Regions from separate parts of the Homo sapiens genome. Here region 1 is linked to region 2. A link is a loop called in an ENCODE intact Hi-C map of the cell type or tissue named here. Cell type or tissue: gastrocnemius medialis. All regions are shown on one strand. Links, peaks and the distances in the headings refer to the core of each region. The heading gives the core; the rest is flanking DNA. Region 1 has its middle 39 kb from the start of SLC22A2. Region 2 overlaps SLC22A1 (solute carrier family 22 member 1).

The links. Hi-C counts contacts between places; a loop is a spot of excess contacts. Peaks named below come from ENCODE experiments on the same cell type or tissue, not always from the same donor. Only the 100,000 strongest peaks of a DNase experiment are listed, where the experiment ranks them.
Region 1: a loop joins it to region 2, with 16 times the contacts of the local background. A loop is called at or near these places in 11 of 110 quality-filtered maps.

What each region holds. Positions count from the first base shown.
Region 1 is chr6:160,292,814-160,303,015 of GRCh38, reverse strand. No RefSeq gene overlaps it. Among named protein-coding and RNA genes, the nearest start is that of SLC22A2, 39 kb to the right of the region's middle. RefSeq lists enhancers at 2,569-3,155, 4,193-4,693. In gastrocnemius medialis, for the core only: a CTCF peak has its summit at 5,502 (motif pointing right); no DNase peak of the experiment used is centred there.
Region 2 is chr6:160,134,181-160,144,382 of GRCh38, reverse strand. SLC22A1 (solute carrier family 22 member 1) reads right to left here. Exons shown (of 11, transcript NM_003057.3): 5 at 8,049-8,163; 6 at 7,733-7,839; 7 at 4,516-4,730; 8 at 734-842. Among named protein-coding and RNA genes, the nearest start is that of SLC22A1, 17 kb to the right of the region's middle. RefSeq lists an enhancer at 9,292-10,202. In gastrocnemius medialis, for the core only: a CTCF peak has its summit at 6,002 (motif pointing left); no DNase peak of the experiment used is centred there; H3K27ac peaks cover 374 bases.

The sequences.
Region 1 (10,202 bases), core at 3,368-7,367, 160 kb before region 2:
TGTGGGAGGGGCCTGGTGGGAGGTAATCAAATCATGGGGGTGGGTTTTTCCCATGCTTTTCTAGTGATAGTGAATAAGTCTTACATCTGATGGTTTTATAAAGGGCTGTTTCCCTGCACACACTCTTGCCTGCCACCATGTAAGACGTGCCTTTGCTCCTCCTTTGCCTTCCATCATGATTGTGAGGCCTCCCCAGCCAAGTGGAACTGTGAGTCCATTAAACCTCTTTTTTTCTTCATAAATTACCCAGTCTCTGGTATGTCTTTATTAGCAGCATGAGAACAGACTAACACATCAACCAGCTGGAACTGATCAGCAGATTTCTTATCTGAATCCACAGCTCTTATTTCTAGTAAGCCCATGCATTATCTAGCTCAGCAAATCAATTAACACATTTTTTTCCTATGACTCTAGTTTCTCAACCTTTGTCTTTTTATCCAAACTCTAGCACCAACTCTCCATTCCAGCCACCACTTCCTCAAGGCACCAGATAAGCAAATCCTCTCGCTCCCAGGACATTCTTCCCCTTCCAGGCCAGGTTCCTCCTCCATCCCTCTAAACTCAAGTGAAGATTTGCCTATTTCATAAACTTTTCCTGAATTATTCCACCCTCTTCCAGGCACTGTAATCTAAGTGATTATATCCTGATAGCATTAATCAGGGAAAAATGGGACCAACCCATGTCAGAAAGTGTGGACTATACTGGATATATGTTTCTCTTTTACTCACCAGTAATGCTTTCCTCTACCTAATACTCTGTAACTATCTCCAAAAAGTTAAATAAATCAGATCATTAACTAGAGAGGCCTTTGAGGCTAAGTGACTTGCCCGAGTTTGCAAATCTTGTTCAGAGAAGAACAGGGACCAGTTCCCAGCACCTGGCTCTTCCTGCCAGGATTGATGATATTGACCCCACTGCCCTCTTGTCATGGTTCCTGAAAAAAACTCCTCTGATTAATGCACCACCTTAAACCCTACTAGATGATTTCAGAATCCAACCAGATGACACCTCTTAGATAAAGGGCTCTCTTAGAGATCGGCTATCGGGGCAATCGTTTTCTAGAAATAGCCTCTGCCCAGAATAGATGGAAGTCTTTCAAGCTGGCTATTTTCTAAGGTAGACCCTTTCTGAGGCCTTTGAAGTTACTTTGCAGCTGCAAATGGCTGCCCTATGGACAGAATAGGACTAGATGTCTAATAATTCCAGAGCAGGCCTGCACAGTTATCTCAAAGCACAGTGCCCCAAGTGAACATTTTCTTAGCATAAACATCCTATTCCTTAATATGTTATTACTTCCAGCAAACATAGATTTCTTAAGTTCTTTCAATTTGAGATAAAGTGCAACTTTTGTTTAGACTGCAAAATATTAACTGAAGAAAAGGGCCTTTAGAAATGAGCTTTAATGACAATTTTAGTATGTCTTTAAAAGGCAAGACTCAAGAATGCCCACGTGATCCTGTCTCAGCAGAATAAGTGGGTCTCAGCTGCCCGTGTCCATCACAGGCAGGGTGGTGGCTGATCAGAAGACTGTGTTCTCGACATGGGTGAGATGCTGGGAGCTTGGCCACTGCCCAGGCAGCACAGGGAAGCTCCGGAACCTGGGAGACCCCAGCAATGGGCTTTATTATGATCCCTTACTCCTCACTTATTCAGAGCAGTACTGATTCTACCAAGTGTGTTTAAACTGTACACCAGATCTGCCTAAAAACTCCCTGAGCCAAATACCTAAGGGAAATCCTTACAAGCTCACAAGAGACAGGGATAGCTCAGCCTGCCAATACTTAATGGTTTTCTGCCCTGGTGGGAAGAGAAACATACAAAAAACCTTTTCTCTTCCTGTGGGTATGACATTATTCTATATCTCCCCGCTCTTTGGATGGGAAGGCTGGAAATTGAATTACTGTACTTTGGGGGAAGGAGGATTTTGCTTGTGCAGCCACATTCTCAACAAAGTCTCAGCACAGTGTAAATGATTCTCAGCAAATGAGGTTGCTGCAACGTCCACAGAGACCCAAAGGATGCTGTTTGTGTCTCTCAGCACCTGGCTGAGCCCCGATGGTGTGCACGGCAAAGGGCTTGGTGAGTGCAAAAGACAAGGCCCTAACGAGCCTAAAACTCTTCATAGCATAGCATCAAATGCCAGATGTGGATTTCCAGAGGTAAGTGCCACAGGGACTCAGTGAACACCTACAAAGCGCCAGGCACTGGGCTGCTTGTGGGAGACAAGGGACAAGTGGCAGCATCCAGGGAAGGCATCCTAGACACGGTGGGAGCCAATACGTGGATTTTCCTAGAGAGAATGGTAAGGAGAGTGCAGGAGTAAAGCAACAGGCTGGCCAGAACCTGCTGCAGTGGGGGATGGGTGAGGAGCTGGGGCCTGGCAGAGTGAGATTGTGGAGGGTAGCCGAGTCTCCCAATCCCATCTGGCACCTGGATGGGAGAGTGTGGACTTTGTGTTTCCTGCACGGGCCACACCTCCTCCCACCCACTTCCTCTGTCAGACACACCCTGCCCACTCCTTTGCTGGGCTGGCCCCTGCCTGCCCTTCCAGAACAGCGAAGACGTGCTGTGTCACACTTCTGGGAAGCCCTGGCTGCCCCTGCTTTCCTCCGTCTCGGAGGTGCCCTGTTTGGATCTCCCCAAGCCCTTGGCATGTGCTGTAAAACCACCTTGGGTTTGCTGGTCATGGTCCCCTGCAGGCGATGAGCGCCTTCAGATCGTGCCCCGGGGCCCAGCACCATGCCCGGCATGGAGTTAGCTGAGTGTGGAGCCAGAGGGGAAGGGCAGAGCCCAGGACTTCTGAAGGCTGGGGCGGGGGCGGGGTGTACTCTGCTCCCTGACAGGGAACTACAAGATTTAGAGGGAAGCTTTGCTGGCGGAAGTGGCTCCTGGAGAAGAGTCCGTCATCTTTGGATTTATGTACCTGGGTTCCCTGAGCCCTGCCAAAATCTGCTGAAGCTCCCTGGCTACTGTGGAAATCAGATGCCTCTCAGGGCCTCAGTTTCCCCATGGAAAGAAACAAACAGTTTCTTAGAGATGGTCACAGAATTGCCGGTTTTTATTAAAATCTTTACTTTTGATCCTGCCATCCCACTCCTGGAAATCTGTCCCATAGAAATAAAAGTATATTCCGGGACATAACGGCACACAAAGGATGGTTATTGCAGCAAAACATTGGAAACAACGGAACGCCCATCCACAGGAAGACCAAGCCGTCTTCTCGTCTTCTGGCTGTGTCCTCACGTGGTCTTCTCTCTGCACATGCGCATCCCTGGTCTTTGTATGCGGCCAAATTTCCTCAGGACGCCAGTCAGATTGGATCTGGGCCCACCCTAAGGCCTCATTTTAACTTCACCCTTTAAAGGCCCTGTCACCAAGCACAGCCACATTCTGAGGTACTCGGGGTTAGGACTTCAACATAGGAATTTGCAGGGGACACAATTAATCCAGGCTGTGTGTGTATGTGTATGTGTGTGTGGATGTGTATGTGTGCATAGATGGGTATGTGTGTGCATGTGCATGTGTGTGCTCACATATGTATGTATATATGTAAGTATATGGGTGTGTATATATGTGTGTGTGTTGTGCGTGTTTGTATATGTATATATGTGTGTGGGGGGGTATGTATGTGTGTATATGTGCGTATGTATGTTTGTGTATGTGCATGTGCATGTGTGTATGTATGTAAAATATGTGTATGTATGTGTGCATATTTGTGTGCGTGGTGTATATATGTGGTTAGATATGTATGTGTGTATGTGTGTATATGTGTGTTTATATGTATGTATGTGTGTATGTGCACGTGTGTATGTGTGTATGTGTGTGCCCATGTGTGCGCATGTGTGTATATATGTGTGTTCATGTGCATGAGAGAAAGAGACTGTGTGTGTGTGTGTGTGTGTGTGTGTGTACTTTGACTCTGATCGGATCATGCTGTCCTTTCCCAGGCACAGCGTGCATCTGCTCTGACTTGGTCTGTACTTCTTTTTGAGAGAGACATGGTGACTTGCTCTTTAAAAAAATATTTTTATAGGGTTGTGTGTTTCCTGGGGTTTTCTAATTTCAGTCAAAAGCAACAATGACTGTGGTTTCATTTTAGGTTAGCCCAGTCCTGGTAAATGATGCCGGTTGGGTGGTGCTCTCTGATGGCAGGATATTTATGAAATAACACATAGCGTCTTCTTCCCCTTTGGGGTTAAGCAAAGTACAAATCTGACCACTCAGTGAGCTCTACTTTTCATATCCCTCCCTTGCCCCTATTATTTATTTGTCTTCACTCACTCTGTGACCTCTTCAAGTCCATTTCATCCTCTGCCCACACGTATTTTTCTTTTTTCTACACCCTTTGCTTTTACCTACAGCTGGGATTGTCTTCTCCCATAACGAAGTCCCACATAGCCAAGATGAGTGAACAATTCAACACAACCTAAATGAAGAAGATGTTTGCCATCTCTGTGCCTGATTTATATAGGAATAACATGTGTTGTCTTTGGAATGCCCACTGTGGGCTTGGTGTTGCAGCATCTCAATGCCCCATCTGGCCATGCCCACAGAAATATGGGAAGTGTTTCGCTGACTCTAGAACAGCCTCGAATAAACCTTCAAATCCTCTCTTTCTTTTTCTCAACTCACTCAAGATGACAGAAGGAAGCCACTGAGCAAAGCTCTCTGAAGCAGACCACATTGTAGCAGGTTTTGGCTGTGGTATTCCTCAAACCAACTGCCAGAAGTATGAACACACACGTTGGCAAGGACATAAAGCAGCAGGACTAATTGATTCTGAAAGCTTAGCCACCGTGGTGGGGCACGAAGAGCGCAGAGCTGGGTCTGGTCCCACGCCACTGTTCATTCACTGGGTGCCCTCATCGAGCCACCCACAACTCAACTGTCCAGCTTCTTACCTGTGTCCTGGGACAGCTGTGTTTTCACTGGATGACCAGGTGGGTCCTAGCTCATGCATGAAGTGCCAAGTCAGTGGCGGAGCCCTGGGCACATGGGAGGTGAGAGATGGCTTTCGCATTTCAGTGATGAGAGGGCTGGCTCGAAGCCAGAAGAGCTGGGTCACCCTCACTACTTTCCCCTGAATGTCACACTCATCACTGGGAAAATGGGGATATGAGAGGAAACCTCCCAGCTGCCCTTCCATGCTTGGACCATCCAGAGGATGTTCAGACAGCCACTCTGCCAGCATCCTCTACATGCTCTTCTTCCTTGTCCTGCTTCAAGGGTAGGCAGCCCATCCTTTCTAGGGACCGTGCTCTGGAGGGTGGGATCCTGGGAACCCAGCTCTATGAGGCTTGGATCCTGGCTTTTGGAGACCAGAGAGTTTCTTCGGGCCTCACTGAGCCCCCAGCCATCCCTGGGAGTCCTCCTCCTCCTGAAGCAGATGCTGAGGGGCCTTACGCTGGGCATGGGCAGCAGGTGCCTGGAGCCTCCCAGCCTTCACCCTGCATCCTGTCAGGGTGGCCAGGGCTCAGCAGCCACCACAAGGTGGAGTTAACGACTCAGTGTCCCTCAGGGGAGCAGGATCACTTCCCAGCTCCACTCCAGAGCTGGCTTTTGGATCCTGGCTTTTGGAGACCAGATCAATCTCCCTGTTGAGTGTGGTTGCCTCCCTCAGACCGCTCCAGGTAACAGGGTGGCAGGGAACCTTCTCACTACCTGGACCCGAGGTGCAATGTCGTCTTATCCTGTATTACCTGTAATGCTATCTTAATCCAGCAATCCTGGCTCTATGTACACATCCAAAGGAAATGAAATCAGTGTCTCATAGAGACATCTGTACCCTCATGATCATTGCTGCAATTTGCAGCTATTACTCACAATAATCAAGACATGGGATCAACCTAAAGCATCCATCAACAGATAAATATGTGAAGAATATGTGGTGTACACACACACACACACACAATGGAATACTATTCAGCTTTTAACAAGGAGATCCTGCCGTTTGTGACAACATGGATGAGCCTGGAGGACATTATGCCCAGTGAAATAAGCCACATACAGAAAGAAAAATACTGCATGATCTCACCTACATGTAGAATCCAAAAAAGTTTAACTCATAGGAGTAGAGAGTGGAATGGTTGTTATCAGGGGCTGAGGGAGGGGATTTGGGGACATGTTGGCCTCAGAGTACAAAATTTCAGTTAAGCAACATGAATAAGTTTTAAAGATCTTATTACAGCATGGAGAATATAGTTAAAGATACTGTACTGTGTACTTAAAATTTGCTAAAGATAGATCTTGTGTTATCACCAAAAAAAGGTAAGGTGTAATAAAAAAAAGTAAGGTGATTGATATGTTAATTAGCTTGATTTTAGTAATCATGTCACGATATATATGTGTCTCATCATGTTGTGCACTTTAAATATATACAACTTTTGTCATTTCTATCTTAATAGAGCTGTAAAAAATAAAAATATGAAGCAAGGGACAGTGTTCACCAGCTCATAATGGATAGAAAGTATACCTTATATTTATTTTTATGCTAGAGGTTTATTCAGTTATTCACTCATGCCTTTACTGAAAACTACCCTCTTCTAGGCATAGTGCTGGGAACTGAGCACACACCGATGAATATGTCACAGCCCCTGTCCTTGGAGACCTTCACCTCATGGTCTAGCAACAGGTGAACAAAAAAAAAAGCAATATGGGCATTCAGTAAATCCCTGACTGGTATGCAAACATGAGGCCAGTGCCCCCACTGGATACCCCTCCCTAGTAATGTAGAATAGTGACCTTTTCACCACACCCTGGCTAAAGCTTCTAGAAACACACACACACACACACACACACACATTTAGAGGTACAGACTGTGACTATGGAACAATTCAGTGTAACGGCCACATGAGGAACCGATGTTTGACCTTAATCCCTTGAGGCCAGGTCTCTGATAATCCATGAAACAAGCCTCCAAAGTCTTAAAATTTGTAAGTAGGAAGGGCTGAATGCTGGTTGTGACTGAAAAACACACTCTGAGTTCTCTGTTTTCATTGGGAAACACTGTGCCTGTATAGCTTTAAGCAGAACTTGTGTTCCTAAATTCTTAGGGATAAATCCACCACCATCTCGGGCTTCCTCCTGGCACTGCCTTCTTTAAGCCAGGTCAAAACCCACCTCTTCCAACAAGACTTCCTGATTAATCCTACCTTACACAACTCATTTCAGGGCCTCTTGGCACCCATGCAGTGACCAAGGCCAACCAACCATGAAAATAATCACTGTCTTCCCTAAACCCTTAAACCAATGGTTTATCTAACTAATATGTGCTCTCTTTTGGGATCATGCACAGTTTTGTTTGTTTTTTAGCCTGGTAGAAGTTACCTACATATGCTCTGTAGGCTGGTAAAATAATTTGAACAAAACTATTTCTAATAAAGCTCACCACCCAAAACTGTATTTGTAGAGGACTTTTTGTTTACAAAAATCTTATACCTACATTTTCTCAATAAATATTGCACTAACACTGTGATCTATAAATACGGCAACTTCCGTCTTACAGATGAGGAGAAAGATTACAGAGATTCCAACCCCGATGTTCTGGGGTATTCCCTTATTTTTACTTCTTCGTAACTTTCACAGATAATATATACAAGAATCACTGTATTTGCAATAATGTAGATGCTCCCTTCAAATGATTCTATGTGTTCCATTAATATACCTATCTAGCACTTAGCACTTACAGGTGAGACTAGTAGAGATTCTGTAAGTGAACGTGGAAGCCTGTCCCTATATCCTCACCCATACTTAGCCTATGGAGCTCCATGATGTCTGAGACCAGGTCTTCCCCATCCTTTGTAACTCTCAGAATCTTAGGCACACAATGAGTTCACTCTGTATTTGTTGGAGACGTTTATGAATGTTTTCTGTTTTTTGTTTTTTTTGAGACAGAGTCTCCCACTGTCACCCAGGCTGGAGTGCAGTGGCGCGATCTTGGCTCACCGCAAGCTCCGCCGGGTTCATGCCATTCTCCTGCCTTAGCCTGCCAAGTAGCTGGGACTACAGGCGCCCACCACCACGCCTGGCTAATTTTTTGTATTTTTTTTGGTAGAGATGGGGTTTCATCGTGTTAGCCAGGATGGTCTCGATCTCCTGACCTCGTGATCCGCCCACCTCGGCCTCCCAAAGTGCTGGGTTTACAGGCGTGAGCCACTGCACCCGGCCATGAATGTTTTTTATAAAGACGGAAATTTGGCCAGGTGCGGTGGCTCATGCCTGTAATCCCAGCACTTTGAGAGGCCAAGGTGGGCAGATCACAAGGTAAGGAGTTCAAGACCAGCTTGGCCAACATGGTGAAACCCCGTCTCTATTAAAAATTCAGAAAATTAGCTTGGCGTGGTGGCGGAAGCCTGTAATCCCAGCTACTCAGGAGGCTGAGGCAGGAAAATCGCTTGAACCCTGGAGGAGGAGGTTGCAGTGAGCTGAGATCGCACCATTGCACTCCAGCCTGGGCAACAAGAGTGAAACTCCGTCTCAAAAACATTAAAAGAAAAAGACAGAGATTCAGTCCCCCATCTTCTGCATAAATGATCCTCAGCCATCTGGGGGACTTAGCTGCAGTGGAGCCTGAGGGAGTCGAGCTGCATTTTTCATCCCAGGATGTTACTCTCATACGATTTTCAAGCCACAACAGAAGCAAAGATGAGGTGAGCAGGGACAGAGTTATTTCCGACTGGTTGCAGATGGGGAGAAAGGTCTATGGTATCTGTTGCTGATCTCTGGGCTCACATCAGACACTTTGCAAATCTGGCTCTCTCCAGGGGATTTGGGTAACAGCCCTGCCTTTCAGAGCAAATAACAGTATACACTCGCAGAGCTCGTTATAGCAGTTTTGGTGGGTTTAGGGACGCAAGTTCCCAGCCGGGACTATTCCTGTGGAGTTCCCTGAGTTACACCCTCCAGGCCACGCCCCCTGGCCAAACGTGAGTCTAGAGCAGAGAGTTTCCATGTAGAGGCTTCATCTGTTTGTATTGGCTCATTACAGACACTCCTTGAGATTTGACCAATGCAACATGTGGCCCCATGCTAGCGTGCTATGTGCTGAGACAACAGCTTAGAGCAACAGCTGGGGAACCTTCCCTTCTGCCTCTGTTCTGAAATAAAGCACGTCCATTTAAGACAAAGGGGGCTATGCTGAAATGACTTATGGGGAAAATTACAGGTCACAAAATGTAATGTGACTATAACATATTGGAATGTTGATGACTGCTCGCCATAAAGTGGTCACCAATGTTTCTTTCACCCCCCAACATTTAACATGACAACAGCTACATGTCACATTCTCTATTTCATTCCCTGAAAATGAAAGAATTAGGTTTGGTATGATTAAATTTCCACTCAATTCTAAAGAATTCTAAGATTTTATAGCAAAATATATCATATGATGAGGATATTATATTTTGGAAGTTTGGGTTTAGTGGTCTCTCCCCTTCCATCATTTCATAAGACTTCCTTGTATTTTTAAATGGAATCTTGAAACAAGATAACATACATTGTGGAGTGATCTATTGGTGAAAGAAAAAGCCGTATAAAATCAACTGAAAACTACAGGAAACTATTAAGGTGATGTGACAAAAAAATGTGTGGGCCTTAATATTTTTGCCCTCAACCAGCAAAGACGAATATAAATCATGAAAAAAACAAGTAACTTGAGAAAATCTTATTTTAAAATGCATAGGATACACACACATACACACACGACGTATGTTTACTGAGTTGCATAAATTGAAATATTAAAATAATTTAAATTGAAATAAAGTCAAAATGTTTCTGCATAGGAAGATTGGGAAGATTAAAATACTATGAAAATAGCAATACTCCCTAAATAATTGAGGTGTACCATTTAATCCCAAAGAAAATGTTTTTTTAAGTTAAAAAAGTTAACATAAAGTTTATGAAGAAAATAGAATAAATAAGAATAGTTGGCGAATAGGTATTATATTAATTTTTTCTACAGGAGATTTTTTCTATCAAATTTGGAAAGATATTTTAAAGTTTAAATAATTTCAATTAGCATTCTAGGGAAGTAAGATGAGCCAGAAAAATAAACAGAACAGAGCTGAGAACCCATCAACAAATCATAGTATACACCAAAAGGACATGTTTTATAAAAGTGGCTTCACAAATCAATGGGGATTTTTTTAAGTAATGGTCTGAGAGAGTTGTCTTTCCTTTTGGAAGAAATATTATTTTTTATCTC
Region 2 (10,202 bases), core at 3,681-7,680:
TGTGTGAAGGTACTTAACACTACTCAACTGTACACTTAAAAGTGGCTAAGATAGTAAATTTCATATTATGTATATTTTACCACAATTTTGAAAAGTTCCTCAGTTTACAGAACAGTAATGTGCCATAATGGAAAAACCACAGGGTTCCAGGTCAGGAAGATGTGGTCCTTGCCCCAGCCCTGCTTCTTTCTAGCTGTCTGACCCCTACAACGCTTCTTTCCCTTTCTAAATCACAGCTTCCTCATATGTAATATGGGGATGATCATACCCAAGAACAAATTTAAGGGAATCACATGTATGGAAATACTCGCGTATCACTATACAAATGTCAGCTGTTTAAGAAAATGATGCCCAGAAGTGTCAATGAAATGGCTGATGTTTATACAATCAATTAGTGCCAAGGACAGGGCTACAACACAGGTTTCCCAAGTCCCTGTCCAGTACCCACTTCTCTACACCTTTTGTTCTTGTACTTGTTGTATGTACAGAACAACTTTGACCCCATCCATCAGCTCACAGGGTCCCCTTTCACATTCTCTGCTATAATTATGGGTTGACCCTCTCTTGATGCTTAACCCCATCTCTCTGAACGTGATTTCTTAACAATGCCACTCAATGTCCAAACTGAGCAATGCTTGGCTGCATCTTTAGGAAGCACCTTGGAGATGTTGGTTCCCACTGAGCTGGTGGGTTCACAGCCATTTCACTGGCTACCCCTGTTCCATGCACTCACCTGACGAATGTGGGGTACAGCTCAGCATTCACCAGGCAGATCATTTGTATTGCAATGGTGATTCCCATTCGGCCAACACACATGATTATGATGTTTAACCAGTGCAGGTCTGGAAAGGAAGTACAAAGAGGGTGTGGGTGGTGGATGGGGGCTTCGTTCCCTGAGTTACTGTGAGAGGCCATGGTGGGTCATGCTTGGACTATTAGAGCTGGTGGGGCCTGGAAGTTTGTCTTATCTAACTTTTTCATTTTTAGATAAGTAAACTGAGTCTCAAGAGATTTGGGGAGTTGACGATGACATATTCAAGAAGACTCCATTGAACAGGGGAAAGAATGGGCTTTTTGAATCTCAGCTTGGTTTCCTGGGCTGTAAAATGGGAATAATGACACCCAGCTTATAGATCATCATGAGACTTAGAGCTGATGTATGTCAAATGTCCACTGTGACCACAGAATTTTAAAGTTGGCTTTTTATTTATTATATGATAGTATCCATTCTAGTTCAGTGCCTGAAACACAGAAAGCACTCAATAAACATAATCCCTCTAGTAGTAGTTCTCAAACTAACAAAACAGATTTCTAATCCTCAATTTAATATTTGTTTCCAATACAGTTTTAACCAAAACACCTTTCATAATAGTCTCAGAGGCTGAGAATGAGGGAAGCGAGCCCTTGTTTCACGCTGGCAGGCTGCTGTGGGGTTCTCGACCACCTGAAGGCCCAGAAAGCCCTCTCCCTATTGAGAATGATCAAAGAATTTGGCTTCATTGGAAAGAAGCTCAGATCCTTAATAACCACCATCATCTGCTCTGCATGGGTTACCCCCAGCACTGAAATGCAAGTAACCCTGTGACACACCAGCTCACTATAAAGGCCTCTGGGGTCACAGACACGATGTCAGCTTGACCCTTGTCCCCAGATACTGGCTATTTATGGAAATCTTGTATCATCTCACTCAGCCAGTGTGAGGGTCCAAATGAGAGTGCCCCTCACCCGTCTCATGGGTGCAACACAGTCTCTCTGCCTCCTGGAGCTCTCAGCCCTGATAGAGAAGCCAAGCTGAGCCTTCTGTTAAGGACCACACCTCATCTAGCTTCTAAAAGATAAAAGGCAAGGAGTTCACTCCAATGCCTCGAGGGAGGTCCTCATTCACAGGTCTTTAGCCTGGTGATGCTTGACCAGAGGTAAACAGCATCCCTGGCCTCAGAGAACTGAACATGCCTCCACTCTGCACCCCCAGGGCCGCTCATCACAGCAGCCAGAGGGACCCAGTTCAGACTGGAGTTGGGTCAAGTCCACCCCTGCTCAAAGCCACCAGTGGTTTCCTACCACTCTTGGGATAAAGTCCACAGCTGGCTACTTCCCAACTCACTCCACGCCTCACTCCACTGCTCCCCACGAGCTCGCCTGACCCTTGTCCCTAGATCCCGAGCAGTCCCTCCAATGCCACATTCTTCTCACCCCAAGGGCCTTGCACGTGTCAGAAAACTCTCCCCAGATTTTTACATGGCTCTTCCCACTTCATTTAGGCCTCTTCAGGCCTCCCGTGCCCATTGTAGAAAGCACTGACATCCTTCTCTTTTCCCTCTGGAATGTCAGCTCCATGGAGCAGGAACTCTCTCTGCTTCGCTCATGGTTGAAATCCTAGGACCTAGATACCTGCCAGCCATATAGAAGGCCTGGAGATATTTCCTGCGGGTTGAATGAATGACTGTCCTAAAATGTGATAAGGACTAAGACAGAGGGACGAGGGGAGGACAGGAGCTGGGAGGAGGGGGCTGGGGAGGGGACGATGCCTGGGCTCTGTCCAGGTGACAACTGAATGGACTTAGCCCTCGATGGCCCTCCTTCTTGGCACTCAGTGCTGTGAACTTTTTAAAAGTATGCCCATCCATCACATCTTACCCAGGATTCCAGAAACAGAGAGATTGGGAAGAAAGTGAGCAAAATCTATTTCAGATCCATGCTGCCCCTTTTCCTGTGTTCTCTGTTCTTTCTCCATGAAAAAAAGGGAAAAGAAAACTGAGCTTTCTTTCCCCAACCCTTTTTCTTTCCAGCCTGATCTACACAGCCTAGTTCTTGGGCATACAGATTTCACAGAACAGTCTCTACAATACCCTGCACGAAAGCCTGCCAAAATGACTCACTAAATCAGCAAGTGCAGAGCACACGCAGTAAAAACTGAGAAAAGAGCAGATCTGCCCTTGTATTTATTTTACAACATATCCAAGAGCAATGAATGTGAAAGGCAATTTACGTACTCAAATTAAAACTGACTGAAGTTAATCTGCTTTAGGTTTAAATGTAGCTTGGTTTATCTTTGATTGTAAGAATTACAGACTAAAGTATACATCCACCAAAATGGCCACTCTTAAAAAGATGAGCCAGATCAAGTGTTGGGAGGATCTGGAGTAATCGGAGCTCCCATGTGTTCCTGGGAGGAGTATAAAATGGTCTAACCACTTTGGAAAGCTGTTTGGCAGTGTCTGCTAGAGCTAAACATATGCCTCCCTGGGACCCAGCAAGTGTACTCACAGACCTGTACCCAAGGGAAATGAAAGCATGTGCCTGCCCAAAGATACGTGCAAGGATGATTTTAGTCCCAATAAGTGGCAAACATTGGAAGCAACACAAGTGACAATCAACAGTGGAAGGGATGCAGAGTGTCATATTCATACAGTGGAATCCTACACAATAATTTTGTTTGAAGTACCAACTACACTCTCATGTGACAACATGGGTGGGTCTCATAGGTGCAATGATGAATGGCTCATGCCTATAATCCCAACACTTTGAAAGGCTGAGGTGGGAGGATTGCTTGAGCCCAGGAGTTTGAGACCAGCTTGGGCAACATAGTAAGACCCCATCTCTACAAAAAATAAAAACATTAACCGGGCATAGTGGCTCACGCCTGTAGTCCCAGCTACTGAGGAGGCTGAGGCGGGAGGATCCCTTGAGCCCAAGAGTTCAAGGTTGCAGTGAGCTGTGATTGCACCACTGAACTCCAGCCTGAATAACAGAGCAAGATTCTGTCTCAAAACACAACAACAATAACAAAAACAGTATATTTGGTATGGTGCCATCTATATGAAGCTCAAGAACAGGCACAATCTGTGCTGACAAAGGGCAGAGTAGTGGTGACCTTGGAGGGGTGGCAGGGGTTGTTGTGAAGGAGCCTGAGGGAGGCTTTGGAGAAGTTGGAAAGGTTCCCCATCTTTACGTGGATCATGCTGCCCGGGTGTACACATTTTTAAAAACTCATGGAGTCATGCACTTATAGTTTGCTGATTGTATGTATGTTAAAACTCAATTTAATTTTTTTTTTTTTTGCTGTTTTTGGGGGTTTTTTTGTTTGTTTGTTTGTTTGTTTTTTGGGAGATGGAGTTGTACTCTGTCTCCCAAGCTGGAGTGTGCGATCTCGGCTCACTGCAACCTCCGCCTCCTGGGTTCAAGCAGCCTCCCAAGTAGCTGGGATTACAGGCGCCCGCCACCAAGCCCGGCTAATTTTGTATTTTTAGTAGAGATGGGGTTTCACCATGTTGGCCAGGCTGGTCTTGAACTCCTGACCTCAGGTGATCCACCTGCCTTGGCTTCTCAAAGTACTGTGATTACAGGCATGAGCCACTGTGCACGGCCCCTCAATTTAAAATCTAAAAAAACTTTGTAGACAAAGGTAGCACCTCATCTTTGTTCTCATTCCAGAGGCTTATCAAAGAGTCACAACACTTTCCCCACACTTCGATTGCCTGGGAAATGATGAAAGCAGACAACTTACCAACTTACCAGGTGAGATAAAAATCATGACGAGGCAGGCTGCCCCCGCCAACAAATTTGACATGGCCATGGGGTAGATGCGGCCCACGCGGTCAATGGTGATGAGGGCTATGAAGGCCCCCGGGATTTCGACCAGAGCGGAGTAAAGGAAATCCAGGTAGAGGTTCCCGCTGGTGGCGCCCATGTGCAGGATGAGCCCCTGATAGAGCACAGAGTCCGTGAACCTGAGCCAAGAGGAGGTTTCAAGTCAAAGGCATGAGTCAGAGACTGAAGAAAAAAAAAAAAAAAAAAAGCCCCTCGCAGATGGAGAAAGAGCATGAATCACTGGGTTTAGAATGCCCTAGAGCAATATGAGAAGAGGGGAGTAAAAATGAGAAAGAGTGTCCTAGAAGGGCCCCAATGATACATTTTTTTCATGATAGATGTGAGAGTCTGACTTGTAGGATATGCCTCCAAGTCTCCTGGAGACTGCACGTGAGGATGGCTACTGTTCACTGCAGATTTAAATGTCTGGTTCTGCACCAAGCCCTGCACGTGCGTACCTCATCTGACACCCCAACAGGCCTACGAGGAGGTGGGCAGGAGAGACCAGGAAGTAAGGGGCCAGGTGTCGGATTGCTTTATGAGCTGTGTCACCTTGAGGAAGTTAACTAACCTCTCTGGGCCTCAGTTCCCTCGTCTGTAAATGGGATTGTAATAGTACCTCCCACATCTGTTTGTCTTGAGTACTCACTGAATTAGCGTACAAAAGTGCCAATTATAGTTCCCAGCACACAGTATGCACTCAGGGCACTCAGAAGACTCAGGGCACAACAGACAGAGGCATGGGCCAGGTCTTTCCAACCGCACCATGGCATTCCCGGCCCTTTACTGTGCTGTCCTTAGTGGGCGCTATTGATTCACCTACGCTCTTCCATTCACTGCACACCCCCTCCGTCCATATTTGAGAAAATGTAGCAACATTACAGCATATGGCACACAGACCCGAGGCCTAGCTAAATCACTCTCACCTGAGCCAAAATGTAGGGTGCCTCATGTGTCACTTCGGGGGGAAAATATCATTTGGAAGCTAGAAAGCTTTTACAGTCATATTTACATTGTGAGAACAGATTTGGGTCAATAAGAAATTACTGTCTCATCCCAGCATGCAGATTGCCTATCAGCTCCAAAACTGAGATGAAAATGCATGTTGCTAAGGAATGTATCCTTCTTTGATAAAATTTCGCCTAAAGAAGCATTGGGATGCTTTTGTTTCTAGTCCTAAATTATTCCTGATTGGACAAAGGGTCAAGAGAACAAGAAACAAGGTGCTTGCCTGCAACTCAAGGAGTTGAGGTTAGCCTGAGTGCCTCTGTACCATTTAGCCAGTTAAAGACAGCAGTCATATTACTGATAAAGAAACTGGTTTAAGAGAAAGGAACGTGTAACCTTGATTTTCCTGTCAACAAGCCAGTTAACAAATGTGCCGGGCTGCCACCTGTGGGCAGAGCTCATGAATTGCATGTGTGTATTAAAATAACAAAAAAAACCACATTGACATTGAACATTTCCTGCATGGATGCTGTACCCTCTTCTATGTCATTTACACATATAATCTCCTTAATCCTCCCAACACATCTGTGAGATAGGTACTATCACTTCTCCCATTACTGAGGGGGAAATTGAGTCACGGAGAGATTAAGGCCCTTTGGAAGGTCACACAGCCAGGACATGGTGGACAGACCTTTCGAGTCTCAGTCATGACAACCAGCAGGACAGTAGAAAAGGGCGTTCAGGGGCCAAAGGCGTGAGGCCTTGTGGGCCACAGAAAAGGATCTGGCTTTATTCTCAGTGATTAGGAAGCCAGCAGAGGGTAAACAGGGAGAGACAAGGTCTGTTGAGCTCTAAGGGATGCCTTTGCCTGCTTTGTGGAGCACCGAGGGGCATGGGTAAAGCCAGCAGGCCACCCAGAAGGTGCCTACAGTAATGCAGGTAAGAGATGCTGCAGAACTGTCCATGAGACAGCTGACATTTATACAAAGAATTAGTGCCAAGGACAGGGCTACTACAACCCCAGCAAGGGAACCCAGGGTGCCCAAGATGGGAGGCAGCAGGTTCTGAAGGCATTTCCAAGCCAGTTGATGGAACTTGCCAGAGGACTGGATGTGGGGGTAACAGAACAGAAGAGTCAAGAACACTGCCTTGTGGGGAGTCTCGGAGCTGGGGAGGGGAGCTGAACAGCGTAGCAGAGCGGGCAGTTACTTCCACTGCAGCGGCCAGTCCCAGCCTCCATGCTGAGTTCAACACTGAGTATCCATGGAAACCCACCAGGTACATGGGGCTATTTGCAAAGGTTCACGGGCCCAGCATGTGGCTGGGTGCAGGACCCCAGCGGCAAACTCGGAGACAGGGAGGGTGAAGGTTGAGGCAGGACAGGACACACTGAACCTGGACAGATTCTGGGGCACAGTGTTTACTCATTCAACTTTCAGCAAATATTGATTTAGGGTCTGCAATATGCCAGGCACTGACTTACTACAAACTCTTTGTTCCAATAAAACCTCACATAGAAGAGCAAACAAGTGTGCCTGGGTAGCGGAGCTGCTCCCGCTGAAGGGGCCAGGCCCAGAGTGCAGTTGGGGGGCCCTCACTGTATGCTGAGGGGAAAGCCCTTGTGCGGAGGAGGTGAGCCAGCATCCTCCTAGGGAGCAGGGCAGGGGATTCCTGCTCGTGACAGCAGCTGGGGGAGCATGCAGACCCCTGGAATGTGCAAAGCGTGTGTGCGTGGGTCCATGTGGGTGTGCGTTCTCTAGTCAATAGGTAACAAATGCACAGAGATGCTCAGGTAGGGTCTCTAGGGTGTTTAGATATGAGGAATGGAACTTCCTCCTCGAACGCTCCAGGAGCTCTCATCCACCTTCTGACGCCGAGTCAAGACTTGGCTATTCCCAGAAGATGAGACCATGTGGAACGGAGGCAGCCCCGATAACCCTTTATCCTATTTCTCTCATCCCACTGGTGATCTCCCAAAGGTAACAAATGCTCCTCACTAAAATGAAGCCTTTTCCTTATTATTCAATCCCCAAGGGAGAAACAAAAAGAGCTCTTTGACCACTCACAACTATATTACAATTCTTTTTCCCTTTCTCTTTTTCCACCTGAGTATTCCACTGTCTCTAATCTATAGCCCAGTGCTTGGGCGAGCGTGCTGATTCTGCCTGGAGAGACGCACAGGAACGCCCCTCACCACAGGTACATCAGGATGAAGGTGCGCTTCCTCAGGCGCGGCGTGCGGAACAGGTCTGCAAATGAAGGGCTCAGCTTTTCGGTGACATCCTCTTCGAGGGAAAGCATCTAGGAGGGAGGGAGAGCATCAGCCACACTCACGCTGTCATGAGCAGAGCCACCTGGGAGCCCCTGGGGAGGTGAGCCTTGCCACCACCGTGCTTCACACCCATGACAAGGGGCACAGTTCTGCTCTTTCCCCTGGCAGCCCCAGACGAATCTGCACCAGAACCCAGCCCCAGATTCAGTGATGTGAGATACCCCTTCCTAGATTTCACCTTTAAATCAGCAGGAGGCAACTTCCCATTCTTTTGAGCGATGTGGTCCATTATCTTTATTGCTTCAGTGTTTCTTTTTTGTGATAACAGCCACCGAGGGGACTCCGGCACACACCTGCGAACACCACTCATCACTATCTGGCATTTTCCTCGGTCTGACGTTCAGCCCTGAGCGGGGTGATGCTGTTGCTCAGTGCAGCCTGCCCTCCCCACGTTGGGGCTGTAATCCCTCAAGAGGATGAGGACCTGGGGTCACTGTGCGCTAGCCCATGTGGCCCAGGTCACAGCTCTGTGGGTCACTCAGACTCCTAGTGTCACCTAAGATTTATAGACCAAAAGGGAGCCATCGCTTCCTATGTAGCCTTCCTTCTGTGCAGCAGGGGCCTCATCTCTCCTGGGGCAGCCTTTGTCCCCCACGGAAAACACTCACAGAGCAGATGCTCCATGTATATTACCCGATGACACCAGGACATCTCCAGGCAATACAAGGGCTGTTGAACACTTCTCAAAATATTTCTCAAACAAAATAAAATGTATTTACTGTCCTTTAAAATCAAATCAACACCATGCTGTCTATTTCAAATGGGACGAGGAGGGTACAACTCAAAGACTGGGCCTCTCTGGCATAAGGGTCTTCTGAAAGCTGGCCGGCATTGACTGCCTCACCCTGCCTGAGCATGCAGAATTTGCCTTTCTGCTGGAGAGATCCCTGTTTCACAAGGACGAGGCAGGGGAAGGGCAGGCTCCTCAGAACTCCCTGGCCATACGTGTACAACTCTTTCATTTAGAGAGACTGGGTTAACTCTAGTGCCACCCACAGATGAGGTCTGCTCTCAGCAAAACTAAGACAAAAGGTGGAGGGATGAGAAATTCCTCTCTGTGGACCTTTCTGCTACCCCCTCTTCCCTCCACCACAATAAAAACTGACCTGTGGAGTTCTTTGCCCTTCAGACTCTGCGAAGCACTCACAGCTAATATGATTAACACCTTGTTTGGACTGATTCTGTGTCATAATGGCTCAGGGTACACAGTCCCCAGAGAAGGTTGCATTGAGCAGGCCTGTTGTTCCTTCATTCTGTCACTCATTCATTCAATCAAGATCAAATGCCTGCTCTATGGCTAGATGAGAGGTATTTCAGTGTCTTAATAATAATACCAATAGTACTATAAAAATGAAGAAGTGGGAGAAGAGCAGAGATGACAGCAGAGAGGAAGAGAAGAGGGGGAAGAGGGAGAGGATCAAGAAGATAACAGAGCATCTGACTTCATGCCAGCACCCCTGGGACGGACTCTAGGGGACTCTCGGGAGTGGTAGCCATTGCAGTGGGATTGCCACCTGTGGAGCCTTTCCTACCACTGGACGCTGATACAGATTTCCCAAGGCCACTGAGCAACCCTCAAAAAGCTGCCTCCTTCACCCGGGAGTGAGGTTCAGCCTTGTGTTTCTGGAAAGTGCACATGCTGAGGCCCTGAGTTTTCCTGGATTTCTGTCCGACTCTTGGCATGGCCCACCTTTATCTGGGGGAACCTATCTAAAGAGGCTTTGTCTGAGGAAAGCTCCACATGTAACCTGGGCCGCCTGGTAATAACAGAACAACCTGAACAGTACAAGCGGTGGGAAGCGCTGGCTCCACGCAGCCCCATGCGATATGCGTGTGGGAAACCCCAGGCTCTGTGCAGCCCTATGCATCATGCCTGTGGGAAACCCCGGGCTCTGTGCAGCCCTATGCATCATGCGTGTGGGAAACCCCGGGCTCTGCTCATCCCTATGCATCATGCATGTGGGAAACCCCGGGCTCTGCTCATCCCTATGCATCATGCATGTGGGAAGCCCCAGGCTCCCCTCATCCCTATGCATCATGCGTGTGGGAAACCCCGGGACCAGCTCATCCCTATGCGTCATGCGTGTGGGAAACCCCGGGACCAGCTCATCCCTATGCGTCATGCGTGTCGGAAACCCCGGGACCAGCTCATCCCTATGCGTCATGCGTGTGGGAAACCCCGGGACCAGCTCATCCCTATGCGTCATGAGTGTGGGAAGCGCCGGGCTCCGCGCAGCCCCATGCGTTATGCATGTGGACACCATGGCCTTTGGAAGACGGCCTGTAGGCGCCCCCCACTCCAAGAGACTGGTCCCTCGAGAGGACAGAAAGC